2 separate regions of the Homo sapiens genome follow, and region 1 is linked to region 2. A link is a contact called in ENCODE POLR2A ChIA-PET data. All regions are on one chromosome and are shown on one strand. The core of a region is the stretch at or near the end of the contact, and the rest is flanking DNA. Distances in the headings are between cores, read along the strand shown. Region 1 holds the start of TMBIM4 (transmembrane BAX inhibitor motif containing 4). Region 2 holds the start of DNAJC14 (DnaJ heat shock protein family (Hsp40) member C14).

Region 1 (4,830 bases), core at 41-2,540, about 10 Mb before region 2:
ATAAAGTGTTTTTTTGTTTTGTTTTGTTTTTCTTGTCATTGTGGAAGTGACGTTAGTTCTTTTGGCAAAGGCTTCTGAGAACATCAAGTTTAAGGATTTAGTTTAGAATAGACTGTTCCACAACTGTTCTGAATTCCACTTGCTAAGTGTTCGGGTGTTGTGGTTAAGGTGAGGACTGGGCAATGTGGGTAGATCAGAGTAAACTCATCAAAACAATTCCAAGGGACCCTAGGATGACACTACTCTGGGTATGTCTACACCTCTTTATATTGGAATGACAACAATATCATGAATATTCACTCTAATCCATTGTATTTGCCACCATCATCTCTCTCTTACAGTAATACAACTTTATCCCCTTTTCTCTGCCTTTGGTAATGGCCCTCTTCAATGTATTCTACTTCTGGCCTAGGATGATCTGGCCTTTGTTTATCTATCCAGCCTCATTCTTTGCCACCTGTCCCCTACACCAGCTGAGCTTCACCGTCTCCCTCTTTGCAGACGTTGGTCCCTTGAGGCCCAGCCTACATCACTGCTCTTTCTCTGGTTGGCTCCTACTTGCCTTTCAGGATTAAATATTACTTCATTCAGAAAGCCTGGTTTATAGAAAGTGCTCAATAAATGTAGGTATTATTATTATTTTAAAATAATAGAAGTAAAAATGCATCCTCGGTGTGATTATTGAAAAAGTGGATGAATGAGATGGGTATTTGTTGAGTGGATGGGTGACTGGGACATGGGTTCTATCACTTTAGCAACTCTCCAAGGTGAAAGGACTTAAAGTGTGTTCAGGCTGGGCGCGGTGGCTCACGCCTGTAATCTCAGCACTTTGGGAGGCCGAGGCGGGCGGATCACGAGGTCAGCAGATCGAGACCATCCTGGCTAACATGGTGAAACCTCGTCTCTGCTAAAAATATAAAAAAATTAGCCTGGCGTGGTGGCAGGCGCCTGTAATCTCAGCTATTCGGGAGGCTGAGGCAGGAGAACCGCTTGAACCCGGGAGGCGGAGGTTGCGGTGAGCCGAGATCGTGCCATTGCACTCCAGCCTGGGCAACAAGAGTGAAACTCCATCTCAAAAAAAAAAAAAAAAGTGTGTTGAGAAAAGTTTCACTTCAGATGACGCCGGGAATGTAAACCGTTTTCTCTTCCATTCTAACTCGGAGCCATCCCCGCTTTCTCCGCCCAGCTGGAATTTTTGAAGCGAGAAAATCGACTCGCTCGGTGTTCGCCCGCCGACGCCGCACGGCTTGCTGGGGCTGGGCTCTTCCTCGCGGAAGTGGGGAGGAGGCGGTTGCGGTTAGTGGACCGGGACCGGTAGGGGTGCTGTTGCCATCATGGCTGACCCCGACCCCCGGTACCCTCGCTCCTCGATCGAGGACGACTTCAACTATGGCAGCAGCGTGGCCTCCGCCACCGTGCACATCCGAATGGGTACGTTGTCCCCTCTCCAGTGCCTCCCAGCCGCTTGTCTGCACTGCTCGGCCTCTAGAAGCCGACTTCCGGCTTCCGAGGGAGAGCGGCCATCTCCTGGGACTCACAGGGAGTGCTCACTGAGCTCCCGGCCCTCCTTCTCCGGGTACCAGAGGACTGGCGCCCTCCTCAGGGAGTCGGGGAGGCGCTTCCTCCCCTCCTAGCGGGTGTGGGAGGGCGCCAGGCCCAGAAGGCTTGCGGCTGTCCTGTGTGCGCCCCGGCTCCCCAGCGGGCGCCGCGGTGTAGGAAGGGACAGATGGAAACCGCCGCAGCCTGAATTTGGCATCTTGAAGTGAAAAGAAACGTCGTGGAAATGAGTCGGTTGATCACTGTGACTGACGTACACACGAGTGGAATCCACGGCCTGATGTTTTTGTTCTGTGGGGTTTCGCGTTACAGGCTTATATTTACCGTCCTGTGCTAGGCTGGAAGCTCCCTGACGGCACTATTTCCTCTCCGCAGGGCCCAGAATGCAACAGGTCTTTGAGGATTATTGAGGAAGTTGCTCAACACAGAAGCTTCCTAAGTCAGTCTAAATTGTGTTTTAAGTTATTACGTAGTAGCCAATGGGCAGAAATTTTTGAATTTAAAATGCTCAGCTTCATCTACGTGGAAGCCATTGCCTGCTCTAGTTTGGTCATTTGATCGCCGAAACAGCCCCAGACTTTCAGCCTGTTTAGGCAGCTGGAACTTGTTCTGGAAAAGGAAAGATGAAGATAGTTCTGATGTGCTAAGAATCTTAGTGCCTAGAACTTGTTCTGGAAAAGGAAAGATGAAGATAGTTCTGATGCACCAAGAATCTTGGTGCCTAGCATTTATATTTTTGGAATTGAATTTTGAAATTATTTTGGCCAGTGAACTCAGCTTTTTTTTAAAAAAAATTAATTGTGGTAAAATACAGGTAACATAAAATTTACCGTCTTAACTATTTTTAAGTGTATAGTTCAGTAGTGTTAAGTTATTCACATGGTTGTGCACTGTTAAAAGAAAAACTTTAGACACATTAAATCTAACGGAGTTTGAGCACAGAATGATTTGCGAATTGGGCAGGTCCCGGAACCAGAATAAGGTTCAGAGTGATGAGTCCTGCCGCTTGGTGGGAGAAAATTTATGGAGAGAGAAAGTAAAGTGAGGTACAGAAAATAGAAGTGAGGTACAGAAAGAGTTGATTGGTTACAGCTTGGTTTTTGCCCGTTTGAACATGGTTTGAACACGTGGCCATCTTTGGCTGAAACTCAGTGATTGGTTCAAGCGTAGGTTACAGCCTGTTTACTAGGTTATAGTTCACTATATACCGAGAACCCCTAGGCTGAACTTAAAATATCTAAAGGCATAGCTTTAGACTAAACTTATATACCATCCAATATCCAGAACTTTTTAATCTTGCAAAACTGAAACTCTATACCTATTAACTCCCCATTCCTTCCTTCCCCCAGTCCCTGGAACCACCATTTCACTTTCTCTCTCTGTGAATTTGGCTACTCTAGATACAATCAGTATTTGTTTTTTTGTGGTTGGCTTTTTTCAATTAGCATAATGTCTTCAAATACATCCATGTTGTGGCATATGTCAGAATTTCCTTTTTTTTTTTTTTTGAGACAGGGTCTCGCTTTGCCACCGAGGCTGGAGTGCAGTGGTGAGATCACTGCTCACTGCAGCCTCTACCTTCTGGGCTCAGGTGATCCTCCCGCCTCAGCCTCTCGAGTAGTTGGGATTACAAATGCAGGTCACCAGGCCTGGCTAATTTTTTTGTACTTTTGGTAGAGACGGGTTTCTCCATGTTGCCCCATCCGATCTTGAACTCCTGGACTCAAGCGATCCTCCCACCTCAGCCTCCCAAAGTCCTGGGATTACAGGCATGAGCCACTGCACCTGGCTGCAGAATTTCCTTTTTAAGACAGTAGTAGTACTTTGTATGTATATACCAAATTTTGTTTATTCATCCATTGATGGACATTTGTGTTGCTTCTACCTCTTGACTACTTTGAATAGTGCTGTCATGAATATAGGTGTGCACATACCTCTTCAAGACCGTGCTTTAATTCTTTTGAATATATACCCAGAAGTGGAATTGCTGGATTGTGTGGTAGTTCTATTTTTAATTATTTAAGGAACGGCCATACTGTTTTTGATAGGGGCTACATCATTTTACATTCTCAGCAACAGTGCACAAGGGTTCACCTTTTTCTACATCCTTGCCAACACATTCCGTTCTTTTCTTTCTTTTTAAAATGAAAATAGCCATCAAATGAGTGTGAGGTGGTATGTCCTTTTGGTTTTGATTTGCATTTCTCTAATGATTTAATGATGTTGCACATTTTAAAAGTATGCGTGTGGGGCATTTATACATTTTCCTTGGAGAAATGTTATTCAAGTCCTTTGCCCAATTAATTTTTTAAAAGCAATTTTAGGTTCATAGCAAAATTTAGCAGAAAGAACAGAGTTCTTATATACCCTTTCTGCTTTTCCCCAAGCCTCTTGCACTAATAACGTTCTGTACCAGAGTGGTATGTTTGTTACAATCAGTGAACCTAGACTGGACACCTCATTATCACCCAAGACCAAGGTTTACGTTAAGGTTCGCTCTTAGTGTTGTATATTCTATGAGTTTGACAAATGTTTAATGACATGTATCCACCATGATAGTATCATACAGAATAGTTTCACTGCCTTCCTCTGTGCTCTGCCTGTTCATCCCTCCCTTCCTGCTGATCTTCTATTGTCTCCATAGTTTTGTCTTTTCCCAAATGCTGTATAGTTGGAATTATCATGTAACCTTTCAAATTGGCCTTTTTCACTTATAATATGCGTTTAAGGTTTTCTACATGTCTTTGCATGGCTTGATAGCTCATTTTTCTTTAGTGCTGAATACTATTCCATTGTTTGGATGCATTACAGTTTATTCATTCACCTACTGAAGGAAATCTTGCCTGCTTCCAAGTTTTGTCAATAAAGCTGCTTTGTAAACATCCATGTGCAGGTTTTTGTGTGGACATAAGTTTTCAACTCATTTGGGTAAATACCAAGCAGCACAATTGCCGTGTTGTATAGTAAGAGAATGTTTAGTTTCATAAGACATCACCAAGCTGTCTTACAAAGTGGCTGTACTATTTTGCACTTCCACCAGCAATGAATGAGAGTTCTTGTTGGTTCCACATACTCGTCAGCATTTGATGATATCAGTGTTTTAGATTTTGACCATTTAATAGGTGTGTAGTGGCATCTCCTTGTTGCTTTAACTTGTAATTCTCTAATGACTTATAATGTTGAGCATCTTTTCATATACTTATTTGCCATTTGTGTTTCTTCTTCCTTTTTCTTTTTCTTTTTCTTTTTTTTTTTTTTTTTTTTGAGACAAAG
Region 2 (4,601 bases), core at 514-3,013:
CTCACCCTTCCCCCAGCGGTATCAGGGCTGCCAATGGGATTTGAATTCAAATCCTGAAAGGAGAACACCAAGGAGGAGCTGGCATTTCGGGCACTGTGGGAATGAAGTGGCAAAAATGCAGGCACATTACTTTCTTCAGCTGTCCTTTGGATATCAAGGTCCTTACAGGCTGGAGGGTTGACTCTCGGAGCTCCTCTCCTCAATCTGCTTGGAAGTCTGGGGACCCTGGACAAGCGGGGGTTGGGGAGGGGATGTTAACTACTCACCATCCTGCCAGGATTGAGGAGAGGAGGGGGTGGAAGTGCTTCCCTAGACCTCCAGATGCATCCCTGCTCGGAGGTCCTAGACGCCGGGGGTGCGGCTGTCGGTCAAGAGCACCCCCAGGGTCACTCTGTTGCTGCCTAAACTCTTTCAAGTCGCAGCCCAGGCTCTGTGAGCTAAATGCAACTAGCTTGCAGGGTGGAGAAAGGGGACAGGGCGTGTGTGTTGGGGTGTGTGTTTGTGTTTGTGTGTGTGCGCGCGCGCGTGCGCGCGGTGGGGGGAGGAGGGGTGACATCACAAGGCAGGCCCCTCCAATTCTTTCCCGTGTGTGTGGGGGGACCCAGGTTGCCTACTGCTCTAGTCCAGGACCAGAGACCCCCAACTATATAGCAGGTAAGAGTCTTGAGGGTCACCCCAAGAGTTTTGGAGAAGGGTCTCCGAATACTTAGGAGATGACAACCGGAAGCTCTCAAAGCCCCAATAGGGGTCCCAGCGCCCCCCTAGCTTCAGCTTGGTTTCTTCCACTTTCCAGAGAATTGGAGTATTGTCTCCTGGAGAACCGGGTGGTCGGGATCGTGGACCAGGGAAGGGGCTTTTGCTGGTCGGGGAGCGCCAACTGGGGGTTCATGGGTGGAAAAACTTTCGGATCAAGACGGGGTATAAGGCTAGAGGCGTGTGCAGAGGAGGGGACCGACGGAACGGGGACCCAACTGGGTCTACGTGGGGGCGGGGGCGCTTGTGGACGTCCACCAAATAGCTTGGTATGCAGATGAGATGTCAAGCAGCAGGTAGATGAGTTCAGTGTTCTTTGGCTCACGGGCAAAGTTCTGAGCCGAGCCAAGTTACGCTCCCAGTTCCTAGGCACCGCTCGGTGATCGGGCCTGGGGAGCTGCGACCCGAGGGGCGGATCCAGGTATAAGGGGCAGCTCGCCAGCTGGGTCAAGCGCGGGGGAGGCCGTGGGTTGCTGTGAAAGGAGGGGCAGTGCTGCGGGGCGAGGGAGGGGGCCAGCCGGGGCACCCTCTCCTCTGCTCCACCTCCGCACCGCAGGATACAAAGGGGCCTGTGTCCTCGCAGCTGCCGGCACGGAAGGGATCAGGGCAGTGACTCTTCTGAGCTCCCTGGTTTTGTCTGCAAGGGAAAAAGACTATATGTGGCTCGGTGGCTGCCCTCCATCTCCCAGGAATACAAAGCCTAGGAATACACCCAGAGCAATCCTGAGAGTCTGCCCTTAGTCTGCAGGCATTGGTGCAGAGTCCACCTGCCTTGCTTCCTGCGGTGCAACCTGCGGGAATCCCATTCCCACACGCGGAGGGAGGGGCCTTTAAATGGCGGGGCCAGTACTTCCTTAGGACCGCCTCCTTGGAGTCGACGCAGCCCTAGCTGGATTGGCTTGCCTCTCAGCCAACCGCTATTTCTTTTCCTTCCCGTCTCTTCCCTGGTGACCCCGGAAGTGGAAGTAGGCCCAGGTCGCCGGCGGCCGCGGGGACGGAAGGCGGAAGCAGAGCGTGAGCGGGAGGCGGAGCCGGGAGAGCGGCTCTCGTAGCTCACCCTGGCCCCAGGCCGGGCGGCTCGAGGGGGAGGAGTTACCGCCGTTCTTCGGTACGTCCGTCTTTTTTTTTTTTTTCGTTTTTTTTTGTTTTTTTGAGATGGAGTCTCGCTCTGTCACCCAGACTGGAGTACAGTGGCACGATCTCGGTTCACTGCAACCTCCACCTCCCGGGTTCAAGCGATTCTTCTGCCTCAGCCTCCCGAGTAGCTGGGACTACAGGTGCGCGCCACCACGCCTGGCGAATTTCTGTATTTTTAGTAGAGACGGAGTTTCACCATGTTGGCCAGGCTGGTCTCGAACTCCTGACCTCGTGATCCGCCGGCCTCGGCCTCCCAAAGTGCTGGGATTACAGGCGTGAGCCACGGTGCCCGGCCACCTTCGTCCCTTCTACACAGCCGGTGGGTTCCCTGTTAGTCTTTCTTAGGGGCAGCCCTAAGCTCCGCCCCCAGATTTTCCTCCAGGGCCGCATGGCCCCCACCCATTACTGGAAGTCTGTGGCCCCCTTTCCGGCGGTCTTTCCCATTTTCCTAAGAGTGACCCACCCTCCCCCGACCACACCCTTTACGGTACCTCCCTGTTTCCCTGATTGAAGGTTATAGTTTTCTGGGGAAAGAAGAAAAACTTAAGTGATTTGGAGGAGAGGGGAGGGAGCAAGCAGGGTTGTGGTGAGTCTAGTTTTGGCTTATTGCTAGGAATAGCGAATGCCCCAAAAGAACTTGGGAAAACAAGGGAGGTGGATGAATTAAATGTGTCCACTATTTGAGATTGTTTAATTCCTCTCTTGGTCTCATCCTTGACTGTCTCCACCTTGATATCTGTTACAGGCATCAGAACACACCATGATGGCTGTGACCTAAGACCCTCAGGAAGCCCCGGGGTCATGGCCCAGAAGCACCCCGGAGAAAGAGGGTTGTATGGAGCCCACCACAGTGGTGGTGCCTCCCTCAGGACTTTAGGACCCTCCGTGGACCCTGAAATACCTTCATTCTCAGGACTCAGGGACTCAGCAGGGACTGCTCCTAATGGTACCCGCTGCCTCACAGAGCACTCTGGTCCTAAGCACACACAGCACCCAAACCCAGCCCATTGGTTGGACCCAAGCCATGGCCCCCCAGGGGGTCCAGGACCACCTAGAGATGCAGAGGACCCTGATCAGAGTGAGACGTCTTCAGAAGAAGAATCAGGAGTGGACCAGGAACTCTCAAAAGAAAACGAGACTGGGAACCAGAAGGATGGGAACTCTTTTCTTTCCATTCCATCTGCTTGCAACTGCCAGGGAACACCTGGAATTCCAGAAGGGCCTTACTCTGAGGGAGGAAATGGTTCTTCTAGCAACTTTTGCCACCACTGTACCTCTCCAGCTTTGGGGGAAGATGAGTTGGAAGAGGAATATGATGATGAAGAATCTCTCAAGTTCCCCAGTGATTTTTCACGTGTGTCCAGCGGAAAGAAACCCCCATCCCGGAGACAGCGGCACCGCTTTCCAACGAAGGAGGATACTCGGGAGGGTGGACGTAGGGATCCCAGGTCCCCTGGTCGACATCGGCTGGGTCGGAAACGAAGTCAGGCAGATAAGCGCAAAGGCCTGGGATTGTGGGGAGCCGAGGAACTATGTCAACTTGGACAGGCAGGCTTTTGGTGGCTGATTGAACTGCTGGTATTGGTGGGAGAGTACGTAGAAACTTGTGGCCATCTCATCTATGCCTGCAGGCAACTGAAAAGCAGTGATTTGGACCTTTTTCGAGTTTGGATGGGAGTGTGGACAGGGCGGTTAGGGGGCTGGGCCCAGGTCATGTTTCAGTTTCTAAGCCAGGGGTTTTACTGTGGAGTAGGACTGTTTACTCGTTTTCTTAAGCTGCTGGGTGCTTTGCTGCTCCTGGCTCTGGCCCTCTTTTTGGGCTTTCTACAGTTGGGATGGCGGTTTCTGGTGGGACTAGGTGACCGGTTAGGCTGGAGGGATAAGGCTACCTGGCTCTTCTCTTGGCTGGATTCTCCAGCCTTGCAGCGTTGCTTGACTCTGCTGAGAGATAGCAGGCCATGGCAGCGGCTGGTAAGAATAGTTCAGTGGGGCTGGCTGGAGTTGCCTTGGGTCAAGCAGAATATTAATAGGCAGGGGAATGCACCTGTAGCTAGTGGGCGCTACTGCCAGCCTGAAGAGGAAGTGGCTCGACTCTTGACCATGGCTGGGGTTCCTGAGGATGAGCTAAACCCTTTCCATGTACTGGGGGTTGAGGCCACAGCATCAGATGTTGAACTGAAGAAGGCCTATAGACAGCTGGCAGTGATGGTGAGTACCCTTCTGTTTCCTGTTTCTCTCTTTTGTTCCCATATTTTTTTTTTTTTTTTTTGAGATGTAGTCTCGCTCTGTCACCCAGGCTGGAGTGCAGTGGCACAATCTCAGCTCACTACAACCTCCGCCTCCTGGGTTCAAGCGATTCTCCTGCCTCAGCCTCCTGAGTAGCTGGGATTACAGGTGCGCGCCACCATGCCCGGCTAATTTTTTTTGTATTTTTAGTAGAGATGGGGTTTCACCATGTTGGTCATGCTGGTCTCGAACTCCTGACTTCATGATTCACCCACCTCAGCCTCCCAAAGTGCTGTGATTACAGGTGTGAGCCACTGGTCCCAGCCTGTTCCTATATTTTCTATTCCAGTTTTAGGGAGAGTGGAATAAAGGGAAGGCAGAGTAGAAAGTTAACGGGTAGGTGAAGGTTAACGTTCTTCTTTTTTTTTTTTTCTTGAGACGGAGTCACGCTCTATCGCCCAGGCTGGAGTGCAGTGGCGTGATCT

Evidence for each region. ChIA-PET counts read pairs that join two places held with the same protein, here RNA polymerase II (POLR2A).
Region 1: POLR2A ChIA-PET joins it to region 2 with 5 read pairs in B cell. The contact joins the promoter of TMBIM4 here to the promoter of DNAJC14 in region 2. POLR2A ChIA-PET finds 5 or more read pairs at or near these places in 2 of 52 experiments (B cell and BJ).

Annotation. Positions count from the first base shown.
Region 1 is chr12:66,166,456-66,171,285 of GRCh38, reverse strand. It overlaps TMBIM4 (transmembrane BAX inhibitor motif containing 4), which reads left to right and starts at 1,290. Exons shown (of 7, transcript NM_016056.4): 1 at 1,290-1,431. The coding sequence starts at 1,335. RefSeq lists enhancers at 1,309-1,388, 1,032-1,556, 2,039-2,138.
Region 2 is chr12:55,826,749-55,831,349 of GRCh38, reverse strand. DNAJC14 (DnaJ heat shock protein family (Hsp40) member C14) reads left to right here and starts at 1,763. Exons shown (of 7, transcript NM_032364.6): 1 at 1,763-1,861; 2 at 2,636-4,098. The coding sequence starts at 2,692. It also overlaps the pseudogene TMEM198B. RefSeq lists enhancers at 296-495, 450-1,187 and a silencer at 1,716-1,825.